Linked DNA regions of Mus musculus: all the other regions are linked to region 4. Evidence: chromatin loops called from intact Hi-C (ENCODE). Cell type or tissue: left cerebral cortex. All regions are shown on one strand.

Region 1 (2,500 bases), 200 kb after region 4:
GATTCCCAGAATTGGGAAAACAGGTAGATCAATGAATTAAGGGCCAGCCTGGGCTACAGTTTCAGAATAGCCAGATCTTCATAGAGAAATCCTGTCTTAACTGCCCCCCCTCAAGAATAAAGCCTAAATCTCAGCAAAATTAAAAATATAAAACTAGAACATGACCTAAGACAGTGCCTTATGAGGCTAAATGACACAGACACATGTAAAACCCAGAAGCCACAGCTTGAAATTGAATCAGTGCCACACTTGTGGTACTAGAAGAGCAAGACAAGTGCTTCCAAGAGTGACTTTCAAGCCTGGTTAAATCCTAGAGTGACCTGGGTTAGAAAGAAGCCTGCTGGGTTTACTAACAAGGACATGAGGATGTGCGGAGCCGAGCACTGGGAGGGACTGGAAAAGCAAATAGAAACTGAAATAAAACCAAAACTTTCTGACAATTCTGGATGGGAGAGGGAGATATGACAGTGTCAGCATAGCAGATTGGAAATCTAGTTCAACAAAGCTCGTAAGACCTTTGTTTTTAAAGACAAGAAACAAATACTTAAATCTCAACAGAAAAATCACTTGATAAAAATCTTTACAAGACACAGGATGGCTGTCAAAATACCTTGTGTTATAAAAAGGCATTAGCAGCTAATTAAGCAATTCTTCTATGATAGGCAACGTATCAATTGTTTCACATACACTACCTTCTTCCTCCATCTTCACACGTACTTTAAAAACCCACCTATTCCTGGTACTCTCAATATATACTTCTTCTTCTTTTTTTTTTTTTTAAGATTTATTTATTACATGTAAGTACACTGTAGCTGTCTTCAGACACACCAGAAGAGGGAGTCAGATCTTGTTGTGAGCCACCATGTGGTTGCTGGGATTTGAACTCCAGACCTTTGGAAGAGCAGTCGGGTACTCTTACCCACTGAGCCATCTCTCCAGCCCTATACTTCTCTTCTTAAAAGACAATATGGAAAGAAATGTTCTACCTTCTTTTTCTAACTGCTAAGCATAATAAAGGCCAAAACTGAAATATGTTGACTGCCTTGATAAGTGAATTTGGACAGAGTACTAAATTTCTGTTTTCTGTTCTGCAAAGGGAATTGAGTCCTCATTTTATGTTTTATAGGTTGTCTCATGTCTTCAAGAGTAAGTGAAGGGCTAGGTGTGTGAATCCCAGGATTCTCCTAGCTATATAACCTAGAAGATATTTTTGGAATCACTGACAATATTCTGTAAATCCTTAAACTGGGAAGAGGGCCGTCACCAGGTGGCGCCACATGACAAGTCAGCCTCCTTCCTGTGAGGCTGGCTGAACAGCGAGCTCTGATTATTTCAGAATAACACAATGCACTTTAGACAATTACAATAGAGTCACTAATAAACATGAGCTGCGAGCAACTGGAGCCTCTCTAAATCCACACTGCATAGGCAATATGCACACAAATGTAGTCTACGTGACAAACATCATACACTGGACATGAAGAATCGCGTGATAAACAGATAGTAAAATGAACCCACAGTACTTAACAGGTTCTATATCTGTGTACTTAATTAACAACAGGATGAAAATTTAAAAGAAAAAAGTTTGTGTCTGCACTGACCACAAAATTGTCTTTTGTTATTATTCCTTAAGAAGCAATCTGATTCATAGAGCATTTACATTATATAATAACCAAGAGATGAGTTAAACATAAGAGAGAGGATGTCCATAGGCTCTATTCAAATTCCATAGCAAGTCACATAAGAGAGTCACATATGTTTTGGTGTCCATGGGCCAAGGAAGAGGCAGTCTTATAGTCAACTCCCACAGAGAGCAAGAGAGGTGTACTTTGTCAAGCATAATTCACATAAAAAATGTAAATAAATGTTAATGAAGGTATAATCAAGGATATTTTTGTAACCAAAATAAATACAGGTTTCATAGGAAGATGCCTACTGAGTGTGTATCAGTAAGTTCTAAGGAGTGATATCCAGTGGGAAAGAGACCAATAAAGACAAATCCAAGGACAGACATACATTCTGCCATCTTTCTGGAGTCATCGTGGTGGTGGTGGGGTCTTTCATCTCTATAAAGGACTTCTGCAAGGAAATCAGAACCAGGCATGGTGGCACACACACCTGTAATCTCAACTACTTGGGAGCTTCAAGCAGGAAAATAGCAAGTTCTAGGTTAGCCTAGATAACAGATCAAGCTGTGTCTCAGCACTCAAGGGTTTACAACAAACAGGAGTGCACTAATCAACAATGTCTTTCACCAACTTCAGTTTTAACAGTGTAATGTGGAATAGTGGTATTTGCTTTATGTTTTCAGGATACACTACAAAGAATTAAATCTTTTATTTTTTTAAAGCCAGAATTTCTTTTTCAGTTATTAAACTTTCTTCATACAATACCTTCTACTCACATTATTTGCCCTCTCCTCAAAATGTGAACTTGTGAAACTTCAAGTTAAGGCAGAAGGTGCTGACCACCAGCTGCCTCTTGACAATGTCAGGGCAAT
Region 2 (2,500 bases), 180 kb after region 4:
AACCTTGAGCAGACTAGTTGTCTTGGTTCCATTATTTCTCAACCTGCCCAGGCTCCCTCTTTTCTTCCAGATTCCAAGATGCCTTCCAGCTCGAACCCGGACATGTGAGCCACTGGCCGGCCCCAACATGGTGGTATATACTTTAATTCTATCACTTGAAACAAGCTCAAAGGCAGTTTGGGCTGCATGTCTAGGTGTAACATCCCAGCATTTGGGAGACAGATCTCTTGAGTCTATGTAGTAAGCTCCAGTTCACTCAGAACTACATAAGAGACCAAACCAACAAAACACAAACTCCAACACCTCCCCCCATATTAAAAAAGACAGACAGAAAACAATCCAATGTCAGGTAACTAAAACCAAGACCACAGAAAAACCGTTGATTGCACTGTTCGTGGGCATGGAGGCACAGGGATAGTACAACCTTCACTGTGTGTTCCGAGCAGCACAGAGTTTAAACACTGAAATTAAAACAGTGAAATAACTAGACACCACACAAGTATGTTTACAAAAATATTTTAATGAGCATATCAGAATGGCAGAAGGAAATGGGAGGAAGGACATATTTTACAGTGCAAATTATTATGCAGAAATTTAAAAACATCTAATTTATAATTTTGAATGCCTACTTAAATTACTTCAAATACATTTTAAAGCTCAACAGATCCGCGTTGAGCTGAGTTACAGATTCTGAACCTTACTGAGAATACATCATAAACATTGTGTTTCAAAGGAAAATGACAATGCTAACTACCAACAGAGACATTTCTGTTTGAGGCAGCATCTCAGGTATCTCAGGCTTGCCTCCAACTCACTATGTAGGTGAGGACGGCCTTGAACTTCTGATCCTCCTGCCTCCACCTCCCAAGTGCTTAGGATGACAGGCATGTGCCACCACACCCAGTTTATGTGGTACTGGGCATGGAACCCAGGCTTCATATGCACGTTGGGCAAAACAGTCAAACTACTGAGCTACATCCCTACTCCTGAAGGCTTATTTTCTCATCTCAATTACTTAAGTGCTCAAGAGTTATGAAATATACTAAACCTTTAACAAATTACTCATGATATTGCCAAGTTGTTTAAAAGTGCAATGACTTAAGTTTCAGTGGCTGCAGTTTTGAACAAAGGGTGAAATACCTGTACAAACACAGAACAATGTAGTTTGGAAAAGCTGAGCATCGTGTATTAGAGAAATGTTTCATTATGCATACTTTAAAAAGAAAAGTAAGATATATGAACACATATACACCTGGCACATTTCCCAACATGCCTGAGAAATTCCTTAAAAAGTTCCTGTAACAACAGTTTCAAGAACTCTAGGAACTTGCCCAGCAGTTGTAGCCTTTAAAAGGTGGGCTGACACCTCCAATAGTGTAATGATTAAAAAGCATCACTGTTTTTTAAAAAAACATTCCTAGAGACCATCTGTGACAAAGAGTTAGAATGGTTTGAACTCATTTAATAAAACCTGCTTTAGAGAATAGATTGTTGCTGGGTGTGGTGGGAAACACCTTCAATCTCAGCATTAGAGGGCTGAGGTAGAAGGATTGTTAAGTTCCAGGCCAGCCTGGGCTACACAGTGAGACTCTGTTTTGTTTTTGTTGTTTTTAAAAAAAAAAAAAAAAAACACAGAAAAAAGAGAGATAATAGAAATGGGTGGGGGTGGGCAGGGAAACAGAGGCTATGATCCATCTGCTAAAGCTACTTGACCTACTGCCATTCTGGATAAATTAATGGTTTTCAATAAAACAAACAAACAAACAAAATCCTCTCATGCTTCTTAGCACTTCCATCTGAAACTGACTTACTGGGATATTTCTGCAAAAACAATAAATGCATATTATGTGATGTACTGTCAAAGTGCCTTCCAATACTGGTCGAGGGAAAGGAAGCAGTCTGGACAAATCTAAGAATACTCTGAGGGAGAGGCCTGGGCGATCATTCTCAGTGCGAACCTTTACCCAACCTGCATCAGACAACTGAGCCTGTGAAAGGAGCACAGATCTGCCTTTGAGAGCATTGGCTCTTGAACTGATGGCTGAGATCAAACTGAAAGCAGCATTTGGGGATGTGCCTGTGTGAGAAAACATAGCTAATAATCATTCGCTAAAAAACAGTCTGGAGATAGATTGGTCTATCAGCTGTAAAAAACTACATTTTTTAAGAAGAATTTTGCACTAAAAATAAAATGGCACCCATCCATACAAGGCTAGTGCAGATAACCCTTTTTAAAAATCACACAGAACAATGATTATTTTGTATGTGTTTCATTTTGGAAAAACTATCAAATCTGACAAACTGGATTACAACTGGAAAAATCTGAAAATTCTTAAAACCATTATTTTCTCATAAAAATGAATATTGCTACCTGTCAACAGTTACTCCTTGGATGTGGCAATATTGCAACATCACCTGGTCTTCCCCTTCTGTTGACTTAATGGAAACGATGAGAAATCTTATAGGGCACATGAGAGCAACTGAACAGGATTCTATTCAG
Region 3 (2,500 bases), 360 kb after region 4:
TTATATTTTCCTTTTACTTTTATTTTCTGTGTTATTTTTATTTTTGGTAGCTGGATCTTTAGTCTACAGGTATGTCTGTGTGAGTCATGCGAACTCTTGGTGCCCACAGAGGCCAGAAGAGGGTGTCAGATCACTTGGGGCTGTGAGCTGCCTTATAGGTGCTGGGAAGCAAACCCTGGTTCTTTGAAAGAGCAGCCAGTGTTTCTTGCACTGAGTTATCCCTCTAGCCCCTTGGTACAGTTTTTAGAAATTGAGGAGTTCCTATATTTTAAAAGCATGGGCTTATCAATGAAGTCCAGAACACTGGCTTACACAAAGAGGCTCGAGGCATTTGTATTGCTAAAGACAAGCACGTGATCTGCTTATTAAATGCATTTAAGCTTTCAACTGCAGGCATAAATACAATAAACATATTGGCTACATGTCCCAACACTACAAGTGGATGAAGTCCAGTTCTGTGATCCAACCTGCCGAGCTAATCCTTTCCGACACCTAGTCTCATTGCCTAGAGAATGCTGCAGTCAATCTTATCTTAATTAATTGAGACAGTGTCTTGCTGTGCAGTGCTGACTGGCTTGGGGTTTGCTCGGTAGACGAGGCTGGCCTCCAACTCTCTGTGATCCTCCCCACCTTTGTTCCTCAAGTACTGGCATCAGGCATGTGCTGAGAATCTGATCTAAAAACTGGTGTAAGCATTCAACAAACACATTCACAGTAGGGGAAAAGAGAAAAGAGAAGTATATCTTATATAAAGGTATTTTAAAATCAAAATATGTATAGTTTCATGTAAAAATCCAGGCTGTGCTTGGAAGTACATGAGCTACTTTTGAGGACAGAATTGTATTCAGGTTTCTTGAAATAAGAGTTACTGTTGAGAACAAACATAAATTCCTGGGCTTTGTAACTGGTGGCCACCCATGTCCATAAGAGGGCCTTCAGGAAGGATGGGGAAGCGCGTCATTAAAGTCATGTGCTGCCCTCTAGTGGATAGATAGACATTGCAGTGCACAGAGAAAAGAAGGCTATAGGTTCTGTGGGTTTTTTTGTTTTTGTTTTTTTTTAATTTTTAAAAAAGCTTTTAAACAAAAATTTATGGCCTATGATGTGTCAGAGTCCAGAGTGATGGTCACACAAAAGATGCATTTAAAATTAAATATGCTCCTGGAATATGATATATAGAGAAAGATACAATATACAGAGACTTGCTTAACTGGGGACTAAGACTATCTATGGATTTTTTTTCCCCTTCTGATTATGTTTAAAACCTAAAGCATGCCAGCTCATTTCCTAGCAGTAAATGGTGCGTCTTTGTGGAAGTCATGCAGTTTCATGATATCTTATCCCAATTGGCCTATCTTTTTAGAAGGCTATAGTGGAAACAGAAGTTGAAAACCTTCACAAATTAAAGAAATGAGAAAACAGTAGAAGGTATCGTCTTGTGGGAAGCTTTTTTTTTTTCCCCAAGAGTAAGGGTGTTTTTCGAAGGACACAGAATATACCTACCTCCCATGAACAGTCAAGCCCTGGACTGACAGATGTAAAACCTAGCACAGGAGACTGGCAGAACAATCATAGGTGTGGGTAAAAGCGCAGGGCCAGCTCTTGACGTGGTGGGCTACTGTTCATCTGAGAGGAACGGAACTGATGGTCAAGGCCAGACGATAGACATCTCCTGCAGGGCCTGAAGGAGGCATGGTTTCAAAGCCACACTGCAATCAGGAGAGGTGATGCTGGATGTGTTTGAGGCCTGGCTATGTCACATGACTGTGACGTCATTAACGAGGGGTGTGGCCAGCCCTGCCATATTTCCAGTGCAGAGGAAACCCTTACTCTCCTCCTTGTTCTTCCTTCCTTCTTCTCCCTTCCTTTCGTTTTTGGAATAGATGCAAATGGACTTTTTCAATAAGAAAGCTAAAATAAAGCTTGCTTTGTACCAAACACTTGAATAAACACTTTTCCTAGGTTGTAAATTCATCTTACAAGTCACTCCGGACTTACTATATAATGGACTTGTAAGCAGAATTTATTTTAGAGCAAAAAAGACTTAATTACTTAAGAATTCACATAATGCAATAATAACTGCTCACTCACTGATCAAAATAGTCCATGAAGGACAGTTTTGTGCGCAGGTGCTGTTCTGTCTTTGAGATGTCATACTAGGAGATATGAAAGGAATTAAGCTGTCTGCCTCTACAGAACTTAATGTTTTATTTTTATTTTATTTATTTATATATTATTAATGTCCAGATGATGTGTGCACTAAACAGCTGGATCTATTTTTATTCTCACTGCCCTCAGCAATGTTTGCTATTCTGTCTGCCAGCATTTTGCTATCAGCACGGGTGTAGAAGACACCTTGCTCTAAGTTACGCATCTCTGGTTTTCCAGTGTGCTTGTGTAGCTCTTCTTACTCTGCTTGGCCTTTAGACTCCCCTTGTGGGCACTGCCATCTCCTCTGACTCTATTTAAAACTGGCTTCCCCTTTTATTGTTAACATGCA
Region 4 (2,500 bases):
GCCTGTCCCAGTGTATCTCCTGTCTACAGTCACTCTTCTTCTGTAAGTCACTTGTCCTTTACAAGTTTTTCCAGTCAATAATTTAAAACTGCTCTTCTCTGATCAAACGTGATATAAAAACTTACTTGTAGCTGAGTCATTCTCAGGATTTGTCAATAGAAATTGTTACTTATCAGTAACACCTAGTGTGTGCCAGCACAGAGGAGAAATGGGTTGTTATTTCATGGTTCGGTAACTGCAAGTCCTTGCCTACATCTTCTGTATCGTCTGCCTGCCACTGTGCCGGTTCACCGGTCAGTACCGATGGTAAAGTTCTGGATGAATTTTACACACACTTCTTTTCTGTCTCTTGTAGTCTTATTGAGTCATAAGACTCAGTGCTCAATGCAAATCCAACAACGAATAATCAAGTTAATCCTCATTTTCTGGGGAGAATAGATTCAAAACAAAACTTGGGCACAGCGTGTGTGTTGTGGAAGTTACTATATAACATGTCTCTGGAACAAGACTTTTCTTTGTTTGCTGTTGATTCATTCTTAAATGAGTAATCTAAGAACCTAGGCACTCATCCAAGTACAACAAAAAGGCGTTCGCTGTGATGAAGACTCAGCACTAACCTGGAAGACAAGGGTCAGGAGTCTTGCTACTAACGAAGTATGCTATTAGGTAAATCACATCACCACTTTGGACTCTAGTTTCCCTGCCTGTAAAAGGAGAAGTTGAGTTAAGTTAGCTCCAGTTTTCCTCCCTGGGCCCAACACTTATGGTTCTATAACCTACTGTTTTTGTTTGTTTGTTTGTTTGTTTGTTTTGTTTTTGGTTTTTTGTCACCTTCCTCATCTGTGAATGTGAGTAGAGGAACTCAATTGGATTTTTTTTCCTTTTTTAAAAATATTTTATTAGGTATTTTCCTCATTTTCATTTCCAATGTTATACCAAAAGTCCCCCATGCCCTCCCCCCCACTCCCCTACCCACCCACTCCCACTTTTTGGCCCTGGCGTTCCCCTGTACTTAGGCATATAAAGTTTGTAAGACCAAGGGGCCTCTCTTCCCAATGATAGCCGACTAGGCCATCTTCTGCTACATATGCAGCTAGAAACACGAGCTCTGGGGTACTGGTTAGTTCATATTGTTGTTCTACCTATAGGGTTGCAGATCCCTTTAGCTCCTTGGGTATTTTCTCTAGCTCTTCCATTGGGGGCCCTGTGATCCATCCAATAGCTGACTGTGAGCATACAGGAGTCTTAAACTTTTGGGTTCTTATTTCTGTGATAAAGGGGATTCTGCTATTACCCACTTTACTCACTAGATGGTGCTATGAGCACAGTTATCTCAGGTCACTAGCAGAAAACAGTAATGCTTCCAGAAGGATCCTTAGCAATTCTGGGGCTGGACAATCTCTCCCAGGGAGGGCTCTCAAACCACTCTTGTGTATTTATCATCCTTACCTCCCACCCACTAAACAAATAACACATCCACGCCTCCCCAGTCTCCGTAATAATCAAAAGCAATCACACATAATGCCCTCCAAGGAGCCTGCCCCCAATTTAGAAGCATTAAAAGAAAATTAGCTTTCTCTTTTTAGATTTCAGTACGGATACTCAGAAATGAATATAGATGGTTTGGTTGCTTGTGAAATTAAAAAATACAGTCATTTCTACAAATGACTGCCAAGTGTCAAAATTTCCTCACAATGACAAATGAATATACATATCAAAAAAATCAAACAGTCAAATATCCTTTGCCCAGCTGATTTGAACTGTTTATTCTATGCTCAGTCCACAGTAGACTTACAAGTTAATCACTAATTCTAAATTAAGCATTCTGATCATTTTCATAATGATAACTCACAGCTCTCCCAAATAAAAACGTAAGCATATAAAACTGACATCTTCACAGCAACAGCAGAGCCGAGGCACAAAGTATCTTAAGGAGACAGAGCCTGTTTGAAGAAATGCTTACATGTTACTTATGGAATTTTCTATATTCTGTTTGCTCCTTGGCCTCAGATCTGTGAGCAACAGATCTACCTCACAGAAAGGTCCCCTTAACCACACTCACAAGTTCCATGCAGAATTGTAATGACAACTTAGAGCAGTCAGGCCGACTATGTAAGGTGTGGGTGTCTGTCCCTGGGTCAGCACATTTGCTCTCTCACAGGTGGGTAACAAAGGAAGCTAAGCTACAAATCATAACTATAGACAAATCTTAGCATAATTTGGCACTCTGATGGGAACTGCAGGCCAGGGTTGGGGAGTTAGCTCAACGCTAGAGAGTTTCTTGTCTCACAGCATGAGACACCTGAATCCACACATACACACAAGCATCTGATCAGTAAACATCCAAAAGATGCAGGGTACGGGGTACCCATCGCAAACAGGAATCAAGCCCACGACACCAAAGGGAACACTGCAAGCAGGAGCATCATCATCCTCTTTTCAGACAGGACACAGAGAGGGTAAGTAACCTGCCTGCCTGTGGTCTGTGGTCGCATGTAAG

What was found. Hi-C counts contacts between places; a loop is a spot of excess contacts. Peaks named below come from ENCODE experiments on the same cell type or tissue, not always from the same donor. Only the 100,000 strongest peaks of a DNase experiment are listed, where the experiment ranks them.
Region 1: it touches region 4 in a loop (4-fold over the local background); 10 of 42 quality-filtered maps call a loop at or near these places.
Region 2: it touches region 4 in a loop (2.9-fold over the local background); 4 of 42 quality-filtered maps call a loop at or near these places.
Region 3: a loop joins it to region 4, with 8 times the contacts of the local background. A loop is called at or near these places in 19 of 42 quality-filtered maps.

What each region holds. Positions count from the first base shown.
Region 1 is chr4:103,145,315-103,147,814 of GRCm38, reverse strand. The region is part of intron 7 of Mier1 (MEIR1 treanscription regulator); the gene reads right to left. Among named protein-coding and RNA genes, the nearest start is that of Mier1, 27 kb to the right of the region's middle. In left cerebral cortex, a CTCF peak has its summit at 1,267 (motif pointing right); a DNase peak (open chromatin) is centred at 1,274; H3K27ac peaks cover 271 bases.
Region 2 is chr4:103,163,755-103,166,254 of GRCm38, reverse strand. It overlaps Mier1 (MEIR1 treanscription regulator), which reads right to left. Exons shown (of 13, transcript NM_001039081.2): 13 at 501-2,500. Among named protein-coding and RNA genes, the nearest start is that of Mier1, 46 kb to the right of the region's middle. In left cerebral cortex, no CTCF peak of the experiment used is centred here; no DNase peak of the experiment used is centred here.
Region 3 is chr4:102,985,590-102,988,089 of GRCm38, reverse strand. It overlaps Tctex1d1 (Tctex1 domain containing 1), which reads right to left and starts at 1,711. Exons shown (of 5, transcript NM_001163767.1): 1 at 1,504-1,711. The region is part of intron 1 of Gm12709 (predicted gene 12709); the gene reads left to right. In left cerebral cortex, a CTCF peak has its summit at 987 (motif pointing left); a DNase peak (open chromatin) is centred at 967.
Region 4 is chr4:103,345,128-103,347,627 of GRCm38, reverse strand. The region is part of intron 7 of Oma1 (OMA1 zinc metallopeptidase); the gene reads right to left. Among named protein-coding and RNA genes, the nearest start is that of Oma1, 33 kb to the right of the region's middle. In left cerebral cortex, a CTCF peak has its summit at 1,302; a DNase peak (open chromatin) is centred at 1,327; H3K27ac peaks cover 514 bases.